2 separate regions of the Homo sapiens genome follow, and region 1 is linked to region 2. A link is an interaction called in ENCODE POLR2A ChIA-PET data of the cell type or tissue named here. Cell type or tissue: B cell. All regions are shown on one strand. Each heading gives the region's core, and the rest is flanking DNA. Links, peaks and the distances in the headings are about the cores only.

Region 1 (7,467 bases), core at 1,587-6,586, 590 kb after region 2:
CTTGTTTTGGGGTCACCACAACCAAGTTTTCTCTTCTCACTGATTGGCAGGAGGGGTGCCCACTGGGAGCCAGCACAAGTCTGGGATTTTTTGGTTGGACAGGGTTTCTTGCCTGCAGTTTCCAGCTGGTAAATGAGCCTGGGCTTGAGGAAGTTGTCAAAGGCCTTCCATCTTTTAAATCTTGGCCATGTAGCTGGTATTGTTGAAGAAAACGTGAAGAAGGATTTTAAGAAATGGCCATTGAAGATTGATGTTGGCCGGTCATCCTGCACACTGTCCCTCCTTTATGTAGCGTAATGCAGGATTTCTTATTCAGAGAGCAACTCCGCTGTGGGCCTACCCCAGGAGAAAAGGGTGCAGGGAGGGTGCTGGCTCTGGCTAATTCTGTCACTCCACTTTGGAGAGGGGAAAAGCCTCCTGAGCAGCTGAATGCCTTTGGTTGTTTCCAGTTTTCGCCACGCTAAATTTCATTCCCCATCCTCCTCCTCTTGCCCTACAACATAGCTTAGCTTAGAGTTAAAATTGGTTTCATTCTTTAGTGCTGTTTCTTTCTCTTCTTGTTTGCATTTGTGGATGAGTTTAGATTCAAACTAGAATGTGGTTCTGATGTGTGAGTAAAAGCACCTCATTTTCCCCTAACCACAGCCTCATCACTGGGTACTTGGCAGAAGCAGACACCATTGTTGACTGAAAATAAATGGAGTTCAAGGGGTCTTCAGGGTTCTTGGCCTTGATTCCTCCCCACCCCCATCTCTTTGGAGCACCCCTCCAATATCTAATTGTTAACATTCTGTGTGTGAGAGATGTATTATGTATTAACTGTTTAAATAAAGTCCTGTGAATTCCTTGGACAGTGTATTATGAATTTACAAGGGAGTTCACTATATCTTTAGGTATTTGTGTTATATGCATTATCTTACCCATTAATACATTATTCTGAACTTTTGTAAGGAAATAGTTTTCTACTATTCATCTGTGGTTTTGGTTACAGTTTTTAAAATGCAGAGACAAATTTCAGTTCCATTTCTGGTGGCCCACTTGTGGGACCAAATCTATCTTTCTAAACGTCAGATTTTTAGAAGCTCTACCAGCAATCCTCGAGGCTTACAGTTTTCCCGGGTTTCTGTTGGCAAGTAACTTCAGCTTTTCGTACTTTGAGATCACAAGTGGCAGACGCTCTTAAGTGCGTCACAGTTAGGTTGTTAAGATTTGAGGGGGACAATCTCCTTTGGTGTCGAGTTCATCATCCACAGCAGTAGGAACAACAAAAACTCAAGAATTCCTTCCCCCTGCAGTGAGCCAGCCAGCCTCTTTTCTCATTAACAACATAGTCATATTTCTTTTTTTTTTTTTTTTTTTTTTTGAGACGGAGTTTTGCTCTTGTTGCCCAGGGTGGAGTGCAATGGCACAATCTCAGCTCACTGCAACCTCTGCCTCCTGGGTTCAAGCGATTCTCCTGCCTCAGCCTCCCGAGTAGCTGGGATTACAAACGCCTGCCACACGCCCAGCTAATTTTTGTATTTTTAGTTAGTAGAGACAGGGTCTCACCATGTTGGCCAGGATGGTCTTGAACTCCTGACCTCAGGTGATCCGCCCGCCTCGGCCTCCCAAAGTACTGGGATTACAGGCGTGAGTCACCGTGCCTGGCCCAACACAGTCACATTTCATAAGGATCATACTGTTTATTTAGTCCACATTCTGGGGAAAGGGGAAAAATACCATCTTCCTTAAACTTAATTTTTAGGTACTTAAAAATTTTTTTTGACTTTTGTTAAAACCTAGGAGTAAAACACAAGGGGCAAGTGGAGTGAAGGAAAATGGAAGGTGGGGAAATAGGCAGCTTATTTTTTTTCCTGACCTTACCCATTGTACTTTGAAGTTAATATATATATTTTATATTAATTACATTATTATATATAATCAATTATATTAATGTATATTATATATATATTTTTAACATTAAAAAATTTAGACTGGGCGTGGTGGCTCATGCCTGTAATCCCAGCACTTTGGGAGGCCGAGGTAGGCGGATCACAAGGTTAGGAGTTTGAAACCAACCTGGCCAACACAGTGAAACCTGTCTCTACTAAAGGTACACAAAAAATGAGCTGGGCGTGGTGGCAGGCGCCTGTAGTCCCAGCTACTCAGGAGGCTGAGGCGGGAGAATCGCCTGAACCCCGGAGGTGGAGGTTGCAGTGAGCCGAGACAGTTCCACTGCACTCCAGTCTGGGCTACAGAGTGAGACTGTGTCTCAAAGAAGAAGAAAACATTTTTTCCTGTTGCCCAGACTGGAGTGCAGTGGCGCTCACTGCAGCCTCTGCACCCCCGGATTCAGGTGATTCTCCTGCCTCAGCCTCCCTAGGAGCTGGGATCACAGGCATACGGCACCATTTTCGGCTAAGTTTTGTATTTTTAGTAGAGATGGGGTTTTGCCATGTTGCCCAGGCTGGTCTCAGACGACATCAGGTGATCTTCCTGCCTGTGACTCCCAAAGTTCTGGGATTACAGGCGTGATCCCAGTTTTGTTTTGTTTTTAGTACATTGCAATTAATGTTTACATTCAAACTTTAAAATTCCTTGGATCTTTGTTTTCGGGATGGGGTTGTGGTTCTTCTCCCCCACCAGAAAATGTGATTTAGCTGCCTCATTTTTGGTATTTTTCTTCTCTGATGACTTACCTCTATTGAAAACTTTGTAGTCTGTGGGGAGAAATTTTGTATGTTTCTGTACTTCAGCTACTAGGTTCTCCCTTTACTTATGTGATTAGTTTAATTTAAGATTTATTACTAGGAGCTCATGAGAAATATGTTCATTGCCCAAATTTGCTAGGATAGCAGAGCCTAGTTTCATCTAATTTGCAGAGTTCATTCTCATGCATAATTCATCGGTCCAAGAAATACAGACTCCCAGCCAGCGTAGCTTAAAACTTAATGATTTTCTCAGGAGCCAGTCAGGTGTCAACTAAAACAAGCACTTGATAAGCTATAGACCCTGACATGGTTTTGTTCTGCTCAAAACTTTCGAGTTTCCATTCTAATCTTGATGCACAGAATGGTTGGTAACGGTTCTTCCTCCTTAAATTTTTCTGGTTTTCTGAAAGGGTGCAGGGAATACCCTCACCCCTTAGCAGCTTCTAGTCCTCTTCCTTAATCCTTTACCTGTTTTCTCATTATTATACTAGTGAATTTTGTTTAATTCCTTTGTGCTGGTTTGGAACAAGTGCCATGTTAAATATCATTTCTATGATGGAGTGCATTCTAGGTTTTAAACTGCAGGTTTATAAATGAACTTTTAGAAGGTGGGCGATTTGAAAGTGATTCTGTGTGGAAATAGAAGCCAGAGGGGCCAGATTCAAAGGCCATCTGGATCTGGAGCCTCATTTATTGTCACCAAGAACTGGATGTTTGTGCTGTTTGTCATTTCCCTCAACTCAGCCTCTCTAAGGATAATGGCTTTTCACAGAAGCCTAAATGTAATGCTTTCTTCATTCCCTTACTTCCCTTTAAAATCTTGCATATAAACATTGATAGAAATCCAGAAAGAGAGAGTCCTGTTTTCTCCCCTGTGGTTAAATAGTGACGGTTGATCTACTGAATACCTTCCTTCCTTAAAAACAACGAGATTAGGTAATTACAGCAAATGTGGTCATTAGCCTCATCTGCTCTTATTATCTTATTATGTATTTGTTACTGTGAGAGCCAAAAGATGTGAGGATAAGCCAGACTCTCCCTACTTTGAAAAGACAGGAATTGTAAAAACACGTGGTCACTAATGGAATCTGCAGTTTGATCCACCATGACTTTTGCTTACTGGTGAAATTGGTTTTCTTATATTTTGTCAACAGTAAATAGGCTGTGTGCTTGGATAATAGTTAGGCTAATATAGGAAAATTTAATCATGGCTTTTCTCAAGTTTAATTTGAAAGAGTGCAGTGGGGAAGTCCCCTGCAGGGTGGAAATCGTAGTAGTTGAACATGAGTGACCTTTTTGGTTGACTGACTGCCCTTCCTGTGAAGCTGGCCCAATATCTTTCCCCTGTCAGGATTACTTCCTGTCTCAGCCTGAATAGTTTAAGTAGCTGCAAGATTGATGTTGGATATCTCTGGGAAAATTCCATTCTCTTGAATTTAGCTGACAGAGTACCTCTTTCATTTCTTTCATTGTGTTCCATTTTTGACCTCGGAAGGAACTAAACATTATTTCTCATCCAACAGACTCATTGTTCATCATCTTTGGGCTTAAAAATCCTGTGTTCCCTCAGTTATTTCTTTTATGAAGGTTTCAGGTGCCTCATTATTCTCTATGTGGAGACTGTGTTAGTGTCTTTAAAAATCGACATTCCATGTTTTAAGCATCTAGTATACATTATAAGTAGTGTGATATTTTGCATCCATTTCACTCAGCCACCCTGCTTCTAGGAATTTGGCCACAAGGATGTGTAGTAAGTATTTTACTGTGTATCCCAGTGAAAAATGGAAACCAATAGGGGATTGGTTAAATTATGGAACGTCTGTTCCGTGCAGTCATTAAAATGAAATGGTAGCAAGAATGTTGACTGACATAAAATAAGTGAAAAAAGCAAGTGAGAAAACAGTATTTACAGTTTAATTTTTTTGTCTTATCTTGGAAAATTTAGTAAATATATGTATACATATAATATATAAAGCATACATATATAAACGTGTGTGTGTGTGTGTATATATATATATGTATGCTTTGACAAATGAAGTGGTGGTGTAGGCACAGGTGGGAGGGGCAACTAATCCACACTGAGGGATGACAGAAGGCTTGAAGGACAGGGATTAGCCAGGTGAAGATGGGATTGGCCAGTAGTGTGTTCCAAAGTGAAAGTGGAAAGCCCAGAGGTGAGAAGTGGCTTGGAAGAGTTTAGGAAGAGGGATGGATGCTCAGGAGATAAGGCTTATCTATATTTTCTCCAGGAAACGTGTATTACTCTGTAATAAACAAAAAAAATGGTACCTAGAAAGCTTCTTCTTCCAAAGAAGAAAGTCAAGGAAGCAGCAGGAAAACAGATTGCTTTGTTGCTTTAAGGCTGTGGATTTTGGACTCTTAATGAGATTAAGGCCAGGGAGGCTTTCCCAGGTTGGCTGGATGGGCTGGGGCTGGGTGTCTCTGGTGAAACAGATGAATTCCAGATAGGTAATTTAATTTCCAGAGGTGCCGCACAAATGCCTTTGCCTCCTGCTACTGGTTAGAGCAAAACAAGCATGTGATTTATGTAAAAATACATGAATATTAGTTTTTATCAAAACCCTGCAGAAGAAAAACAGTAGAAAAAATGATACTTCCTGCCATAGCCTCTTTGTGGAATGAAATTAAGAAAATCAATATTCTTTACAAATGACTAGTCACAGTGGAACTGGTCTGTTGAACCTACCCTTTGTAGATAGCATTAATACATCACCCTCTCCCACATTACTCCAACCATAACAGAAATAGTGATTTACATAGGAAAATGCGAGCTGAATTAAACAAGGATGGCCCTGAATTCTGCTGTAGGGATTCTTAAGATGGCACAAGCTAGGCTGTGAATGCCTTGGCCTCCCCTCTTCTCCCCTGTTTCTGGGTCATGCTCCCCTCTGGATTTCTTGCTGGGTAGTTCTGGAGGGAAGGGGATGCCCTTCTACATAAGCATCTGCAGGTGCAGAGATGGGATGGGCCTAAGTGTTCTGAGATCTTCCAGGAGATGGGATTTCAATCTCCAGAATTCCCATCCCCGCTTGGCTCTTTGGTGGCCCAGTTCTGGAAGTTGAGATTTAGACCAAGATTATAGTCTTAAAATAAATCTTGGATGTGACTCCTGCCAGGATGACTTGTAAATAATTTCGTGCCAGAAACCGAGCTGACTTTGGTTTGTGGGCTGGAGGTGGCTGATTCCAACTCTGGGAATTCATTCTAATTTTTGGTGCCCTGTTCACCCTGAGTTGTCTTCTCACGGCTGCCTGCCCAGTCCCTGTGTGGGAATGGGAACCGTCATAGAGTGAATATGAGGACTTCACATCCTTTGGGATGCGGGTATTTTAGTTCCAGGGCTAACATGGCACGTTGGCAGTGAGATAGTTGCTATAATAATTCTCTAATAAGCTGTTGGTCTCAGAGACCCTTCCGCGTGGCGTATCAATGGGGCTTGTGACAGTAGGAGTTGGGATCTTAGAGGATTCATATCACCCTTGCTCCTAATCCAGTAACCCCTAGCAGTGCCCATCACCAGCCTCACACCACCTTGTACCAGTCTTGGGCATGGTGAGTCTCTCTGGTACACTTTTACATTAGAAAAAGTCTGAAGAGGCTGGGCACGGTGGCTCATGCCTGTAATCCCAAAACTTTGGGAGGCCAAGGCGGGCTGATTACCTGTGGTTGGGAGTTCGAGACTAGCCTGACCAACATGGAGAAACCCCATCTCTACTAAAAATACAAAATTAGCCAGGCATGGTGGCGCATGCCTGTAATCCCAGCTACATGGGAAGGCTGAGGCAGGAGAATCGCTTGAACCTGGGAGGCGGAGTTTGCGGTGAGCCGAGATCGCGCCATTGTACTCCAGCCTGGGCAACAAGAGCGAAACTCCGTCTCAAGAAAGAAAGAAAAAGAAAAAGTCTGAAGACTTGTGAGCAAGCCTTTTCTCTCCCACAGGTAAATATTCGATCTGCCTTTCTGCACAATACAAAAGCAAAGTCCTTAACACAAGCCACAGATGGCACTCTGATTCGGCTTGCAAAAAAGGTAACTGTTTTTTTTTTTTCTTTTTTCTTGTAATATTTTCCTTAAAAAATTTTTTTCCTCTTAATACCCTAAGCCCCAAAAGGGAGTTTGTATTGTAAAATATTCTTTAATAAGTCACTTTTAACTACGTGAAACTGGGGGGAATTTTCCACATTTGGACCAGGTCCCTGGATTGTATTGCCAGAGGTGTGGCTTTTGGCATTAACTTTTATTTAATTTGGATGGCTACTTTCTAGAGAAATCAATTTAACCTAAAAAATTGTCATAGCTCATTCTACATATGCACCCCTACTGTTCTAGATTTAAAAAACAAAAACAAAAGCTTTCTAAGTCAGTTTTGATTTTGAGACGGAGTCTTGCCCTGTCACCCAGGCTGGAGTGCAGTGGTGCGATCTTGGCTCACTGCAGCCTTCACCTCCCAGGTTCAAGCAGTTCCCTTCCTCAGCCTCCCAATTAGCTGGGATTACAGGCGTTTGCCACCACGCCTGGCTAATTTTTGTATTTTTAGTAGAGACAGGGTTTCACTGTCTTGGCCAGGCTGGGCTCGAACTCCTGACCTCGTGATCCACCCGCCTCGGCCTCCCAAAGTGCTGGGGTTACAGGCGTGAGCCACCATGCCCGGCCTCAGTTTGGATTTTTAAAAAACCAATCTTATTGAAGTAAAATTTATACATGCAGCCATTTCAGGTGTACACTGTGATAACTTATGACAACTGCACACATCTGG
Region 2 (7,467 bases), core at 962-5,961:
TTGAACCAGAATAGGTTGAGAGGGGCTCCAGCATAGCCACATGGTGGAAGACTCATGGACAGTAAAAGGAGAGTGATGGACAGGAAACAGAAGTGAGGTACAGAAACAGCTGGATTGGTCACAATCTGGTGTTTGCCTTACTTGAACAGGGCTTGAACAGTTGGCCCCCTGTGATTGGCCAAAATTTGGTGATTGGCACAATAATAGATTACAGTCTGTTTACATGTCCAGGTGGGTGACCATTTACTGTGTACAGAGAAACCTTTAGGCTGAACTTAAAATATGTAGGGAGATAGCTTTAGGGCTAAACTTAATTTAACTCCCTCCCTTCCTCCCTCCCTTCCTTCCTTCTTTCCTTCCTTCCTTCCTTCCTCCCCTCCTTCCTTCCTTCCTTCCTCTCTTCCTTTTCTTCCTCCCTTCCTTCTTTTCTTCCCTGACAACAGTGAAGAGGACAGATCACATCACTAGGCCTGAGCTCAGCATAATGGAAGCCAGGCCCCACCTAACATACTTCCATTAAAATCTAAACCACTACATGGCCCCTGAAAAAAAAGTCTCTAAAAGAGCAGAGGAGCTAGGAAAGGGCCCAAAGCTGATGAAAGACTCCAAGTGAGGGGGAAAAGATACCCTGCTGCAAAGGTGGATAGGAAAAGACAAGAGAATGCCTCCCCTCTTTGGAGAATTTTTCTGTCAAAATGCCTTTTTTAGAATATTTATTTATTTATTTTAGTGTCTCTCATTCAGCTCTTTGGCTGGCCCATTGTCCAAGGCAACATCTTCCTATTATTCTATTATCTGTCAGATGGCTACTGCAATTGTAGAAGACAACGCATGAGAAGGATCGGGCTTCACTTTTCTGCAAATGGTTGGTTCAAAATAAGCCACCAGAGGTGACCTGGTCATTGTACCCCTCCTAAAAAATGATACCAAGATGAACTTGAGAGCTTGCCAGCCTCTTTCCCTTCCCTGTGCCTCTGTTTCCCTACCTATAACACAGACATGGCAAATTTGGACATCCGAACACCACTGGGTGAAGATGAATGGTTCAAGTTTTAATCATCCTCGTTTGCAACATCTGAACATTTATCCACATATGTTTCCCCAGCACTCACTTGCCATCCCCTCCCCCTCTTTTTTTATTCATTTCTGAAAGCTTCTATTATCAATCACTGCATGAGGTAAATTTTCAAATCAGCAGTCAGGGTTTTTAAGCTGCATGACTCCTATTATAGCCAAAAGGAGGCAGGTGACCAACACTGATGCAGTCTCGAAAAATCCCCTCTGCAGCCTCCTTCCTTAGTGTTCGTTCATTCATTTTCAGGGCATGCATTGAGGCTGGGTTTAACAAAGCCTTCACCGAGGATCAGTCTACCTTTCACAGAGGGCCCAAGGGAACAGGGAAGTGGAGACACTGATCTGGAAAAGAGAGAAAGGCAGGAGAGTGGGTTTGGAGAGCATTTCTTAGGCATTTTGTCACACCTTCCAGCCAGCTCCATTAGGGAGAACTGGGGTGTGTCAAAATTGGGTGCCTGGTTCTCTCTCCATCATTCCTGCTTCTCTTTTCCCTTTCATAGCAGTGTCCCTAAGGGATGCCTTGCACCCACTGGCAAAGCCATCCCTATACGAAAGTCCCCAACTCCACACTTCAGCAGCTCTGGAGCCCTCGGGCTCTGCCTGACTGTCCACTGTGGTGGCACGAGCTTACTCTCCTCCACTCCGGTCTCCCGAGTTCTCATTTCATCCACATGTGTGTCTGACCCTGCTCTACACCTGGACACTGTGTTGTCTATGACCCCTATAGGTAAACAGGATCTCCCTGTCTGTTGGACACGTGGGTGATCTTGACACAAACACCCAATTCTAGGCCTCTGAACGTCCAAATTCTTTCTTGTAATTTCAGCCAACTGAAGGGCCTTACCCTCCCCTGATGCCCTCTGCTTCTGGATTCCACACCTTCACATACTGCTTCTGGGCTGTGTCCTATTGGCTCCCTACTGTATTCAACGTCACTGTCACAAAATAACTAACAAGTGCTACAGAGAAGGGAACAAGAGGAAAGACTGACATCATGCAGAAATCAAGAATCTATGGGCTGGGCACCATGGCTCATGCCTGTAGTCTCAGCTGAGGTGGGAGGATCACTTGAGCCCAGGAGTTTGAGGCCTGTCTGGGCAACATAGTGAGATCAGGTCCTAAAAAATAATTAAAAATTAGTGAGCATGGTGGTGCTCATCTGTAGTCCCAGCTACCCAGGAGGTTGAGGCAGGAAGATTGCTTGAGTTTGGGAGTTTGAGGCTGCAGTGAGCTGTGATCATACCACTGAACTCCAGCCTAGATGACAGACTGAGACTCCATCTCAAAAAAAAAAAAAAAAAAAAAGAAAAGAAAGAAAAGAAGAAAGAAAAAGAAAGAAAAGAAGAAAGAAAAAAAAGAAAGGCAGGCAAGAAGGAAAGGAATAAAATCCACAATGCACATTCCCCAAGCCCTCCCAGTTATCCATGATCAGGAGGCTGTCTCTTTGCCTGCCTTCTCCAACCCTGCACCCAGCCTCTTTGCCTCTGCAGGACTTCCCCAGAAAGTTGAATCTTCTTCCCTTTATAGAGCGGAGCAGTTCAGCTCAGACTTGTAGGCACACCTGTGCAGCACAGACCAACGTCTCTCCTTGACCACGGCCCACAGCCTTTCTCTGAGGAAAGGGCTCGCCGCAGGCAATTCCCTATTCAAAGGTCACCATCGGCTAACAGGGGTCTTGCCTCCCTCAACTCATCCAATGTTGAGGTACAGCAACTGAATCAACCAAGAGCGGGCCAGTGGCCTCTGACAAGTCGGGACAAGAAAACTCTGCCTCGGAGGGAAACTCTAAACTGTGCAGCAACCATTCAAGTCCAATCAGATCCTCTCTCAGAAGCTGGATTGTGGGAGAGCCTGTCACAGTCTGCAGCAGCTGAAGCAGCCAGGACAGCAGCAAGTAGGCAGAAGGACTTCAAAAGAAGAGACAGAGAGCAGAAGCCATAAGGCCTAGAAAGCACAAGGAAGCAAAAGTCATGAGGTTGGGAACAAGAAACAGGCAAGGCAGCAACAGCAAGTGGCAGTCACGGCAAGGAAGAGACCACACAAGGGGATTTGGAATGAATGAAGCCACCGTTTTCGTACGAGGCCTTAGTTACTGAGCTGCAGACTCGGGGTTCTGTGCAACCTTACCTCCCTGTGCATGCATGCAGTGCACCCCCATTGTCTCTGGTCTAGAGACCTTCTCTGCCCCTCACAACCTCAAGCAGTGGGCTCCGGGCCCCTACTCTGTGCAAACTCTGCTGGCCTATTTCACAGGACTCACCATGTCCCCCAAACTCCTTACCCTTTGGGTAGAGATCCGTCTTACTCAGGTTCACATCCTCATGTTCACAGCTCCTCCCACACAGTCAACACTTAGAGCTTGACTTCCTTCCAGCCCAGCCCTCTACATGGTGCCTATGACTTTAACCTAATTGCCTGTATTTCCTCCCTGTATGAGAATAGATACCCAAATACAAGATTTCCAACCTATTCCCTCCAGATGACAAACAAGCTACAAGAGACAGTGTAGACTAGAAGAACAACTGCCTGGACCCGTGGGAAGAAGGTGGAACAAGACCTTGCAGTAAAAACAAAAGCTGTCAGTTGATCTAATGGCGGTAGAGAGTAGAAGGGTGGTTACCAGAGGCTGGAAAGGGTAGTGGGGAGTGGGGATGAAGAGAGACTGATTAATGAGTACAAACATACAGGTAGATAGAAGGAATAAGTTCTAGTGTTTGATGGCACAGTAGGGTGACTGTAGTAAATAATTGAGTGTATATTGCAAAATAGCTAGAAGATTTGCAATGTTCCCAACACAAAAACATGATCAATGTTTGAGGTGAGGAATATCCCAATTACCTTGATTTGATCATTACACATTGTGTGCAACTATCAAATATCAAATGTACTTCATCAACATGTACAATTAGTGTGTATCAATATAAAATATTTTTTAAAGCTGTGATTCCTGCTCCTACACCCCTGGGCAGCCATCCCACCTTTGCAGCAATGAGGTAGAGAGCTGGGGGGAACTATCAGGTTCTCCTGTGTTCAGATAAAATGTAGCATGGTTGTGATTGAAAGGCCTCAAGTTTTCTAGTTCCATTTTGTTCTATTCCCCACAAAAAACAACTACAGGCTGGGCGCAGTGGCTCACGCCTGTAATCCCAGCACTTTGGGAGGCCGAGCTGGGCAGATCACGAGGTCAGGAAATCGAGACCATCCTGGCTAACACAGTGAAAACCTGTCTCTACTAAAAATACAAAAAATTAGCTGGGCATGGTGGTGGGCGCCTGTAGTCCCAGCTACTTGGGAGGCCAAGGCAGGAGAATGGCGTGAACCCAGGAGGCGGAGCTTGCAGTGAGCCGAGATCGCGCCAATGCACTCCAGCCTGAGTGACAAAGTGAGACTGTCTCAAAAAAAAAAAAAAAAAAAAACAACTACAGAGGAGCTGTAGCTCTAAAACTCAGCAGGGCTGGGCATAGTGGCTCACGCCTGTAATCCCAGCACTTTGAGAGGTCCAGGCATGCAGATCACTTCACGCCAGGAGTTTGAGACCAACCTGGCCAACATGGTGAAACCCTGTCTCTACTAAAAATACAAAAATTAGTGAGGCATGGTGGTGTGCGCCTGTAGTCCCAGCTACTCAGGAAGCTGAGACACGAGAATCACTTGAACCAGGAGGCAGAGGCTGCAGTGAGCCAAGATCATGCCACTGTACTCCAGCCTGGGCGACAGAACAAGACTGTCTCAAACAAAAAATTTAAAAATGATATATATATATAACACAGATGGAGAGAAAATAAATCAATGAAACTATGGAGCAAAGAAGAGAAAAATCTCAGCAAGCAGTCAGACTGACCCTTTCTGCTCAGTGTGGCTGAAACCAAAGCAATGAGGCTGGCACTTTGCCTCCTGTCAGAAAGGCTACGTGTGTTTAAAGGACAGCAGCATTCAGAGATTTTCTCTGCAGGAGGTCTTGCTCTCTTCTCCTGCTGAAAATGTCTGACTCGATTCATAACCAATATCTAAATATAGTCATGTTGGTTATTTCATGCACTATTTACATGCATAATCGTAATCTCAATTGAGTCTCAACTTCAGAAACACAGTTTATTACAGTGGGATTAGAGTACACAAACTCCTATATTCTGCATTCCACAGCCATCTTCCTTCTCTACTTACCATTAACTAGAGTGCTTCCACAGCTTATTCTCCAGTGGAAACCAGTAAGAGCCTCCGAAGGAAGGCCAAGTAGTGGAGGCGTGACCTCCCAGAGCCGACCACTGTCTCTCCGCTGACCCAGCAAACAGCCTACATGATAGTCACAAATAATATGGCCCCATGGGCATACGCGTGGGCCAAGTGTATACCCGCCCCTTCCTTCCTCTCCCACTCAAGAAAGCAGATCAGAATGCAAGAATCTAAAAACAGCATTGTTATGGAAGCACACTCTAAAATATATTGTAATTTATCAACAAAGTAAATTATTCAAAACTGTGATACTCTGTTATTAGCTAGCAAATTCCTTTTCATACCCAGAGTGGAACACAATGGTTGAACACTGCTTTCTTAGACACAACTTTGAATGCCAACCACTTGAATTGTTGATGTCTGACAAGTGACAAAAATGATAAATGCTAGTGTAAATCAACTCATAGAAGATCCAAGCACTTTAGAGAAAAACAAAATATCTCTCTCTTTCTCAGAACATGCTTACCAGAACCCCACACTCTTCAGTAACAATAACAAGTGTATGATCACCCAACAAAGGCTCTATCACTCTCTAAGCAAAATAAACAGGATAAAACGTGACAATTTTATCATTATGGATTATTTTAATTTTTATTATTTGTGTTTTACAAACTTTCTGATTCCCTATGAACATCCTTTACCTTTTTAAGGGATAATGTTTAAAATGTTATGTAAAAAATGGAATATATTTTCAACACAAGGAATGGAAAGTCATGAAATTTAATGAGATTCTAGAAGACATTGGCTTGCTTCAAAGATTTATGCAAGAACATATCTGTAGCAATGAGGAAAGAAGGCATTTTAAAAAGACCTCCAAAGAGAAAAAAATTGCTATCACTTTTTTACTGGAAGATGTGACAGATATTGTAACAAAATTCCCACGGTCCCAAAAAACCATTAAAAGATACCTCTTTCTGAATGCCTATAATCTGAAACAAGACTAATTGGATCTGTACAAGTCATCCATCAGCTAAGTTCCTCTAAGTGAAAGACACTTGTCTTTAGAAAAAGCATGTCCCCAAATTGGAAATATGAATTGATCAAAGGTACATAGGCACAACACCAAAATCTATTTGGTCACTGAAAAAAAAAGGGTTTCTCCAGTTCTGGGCTTGGGATATTTCTTTCCAATCATTTGGGAAGCAGTTGAATCAAGTCCGGGGGTTAAAATACTGAAAGTCCAGAGGGCAGCATTTCCATACAACTCACACATTTCTCCTGCTGAAGTGAGCTTTGAAGTTGAGTGGCAGCCAAGATAGAGGGGTAGAAAAAAAAGAGAAAGAGTTACATAGGGGCTGGTAGTCACTCAAAGGAAGAACAACAAGAATTAAGAGAAAGAAAAAGAAAAGGGAGGTGAAAATGGATTAAAACAAAGCCAGGGAGGTCCAGCCTTCTCCCTCATTGCCAAGGTTGGGAAGATGATGGAAGTTTGTCCTGCAAACTCATCAGGACTGGGGGCAGTAATTTACCAAGGTCAAAGGGCAAGGGCAGGCCCCCTCAGTGACCCAGCCTTTGCAATGAAAACATTCCAAAGAAACTTAAGCAGACAGAATGTGTAGATATTTGTGCACCACAGCTGGGGGAAGCCTCCACAACCTTTCCCAGTCTTAGTCCTGTCAAATGACAAATGTCTCTTTTATGTAAGGATCAAACAGTGTTGGAGGCAGTAACATAAGCAAAATCTTCAGTGACATTGATTTTGCATGTTAGCAGAGTTGCTTCTAAAGAGGAACTCCCACGACTGCCAGAGAGTTTCTTAACCTGAAAACTGCAATTGTGCAACTCACTTAACAGCCAAATATAGGCCAACAGGAACAAATTCATCCAACCTTTCTGACAGCGTCACGTTGACACTTCAATTACCTGATAACTGCAGCAATGTTTTCCTAGCTGAGCAGGAAAACTTCAAAAAAAAAGCTTAACCTTTTTCCTCTTTAGCTTCCGCTAACCATCCACATCTGCTTTCCTGGCTAAGTCTCCATAGCAGCTATTATCAACACATGAATGGAATTCAAAAAAAAAAAAGAGACCCAGAACTGAATTCAAATTCTGGCTCTACTATTTTCCAAGGGCGTGTCCTAGGGCAAGTCACCTAAACTCTATGATCTTCCGTTTTAAGTTGCTATGAAAAAGTAAATAATATAAGAAATGTTTGGAAGA

Evidence for each region. Peaks named below come from ENCODE experiments on the same cell type or tissue, not always from the same donor. Only the 100,000 strongest peaks of a DNase experiment are listed, where the experiment ranks them.
Region 1: POLR2A ChIA-PET joins it to region 2 with 7 read pairs; 2 of 35 experiments call an interaction of 5 or more read pairs at or near these places.

What each region holds. Positions count from the first base shown.
Region 1 is chr6:15,304,989-15,312,455 of GRCh38, forward strand. The region is part of intron 1 of JARID2 (jumonji and AT-rich interaction domain containing 2); the gene reads left to right. Among named protein-coding and RNA genes, the nearest start is that of JARID2-AS1, 60 kb to the left of the region's middle. RefSeq lists silencers at 2,934-2,993, 3,830-4,124. In B cell, for the core only: no CTCF peak of the experiment used is centred there; a DNase peak (open chromatin) is centred at 3,991; H3K4me3 peaks cover 715 bases; H3K27ac peaks cover 768 bases.
Region 2 is chr6:14,714,089-14,721,555 of GRCh38, forward strand. LOC101928354 (a long non-coding RNA gene) reads right to left here and starts at 3,401. Exons shown (of 4, transcript XR_241980.4): 1 at 3,356-3,401. RefSeq lists an enhancer at 3,488-3,547. In B cell, for the core only: no CTCF peak of the experiment used is centred there; a DNase peak (open chromatin) is centred at 3,413; H3K4me3 peaks cover 1,599 bases; H3K27ac peaks cover 2,013 bases.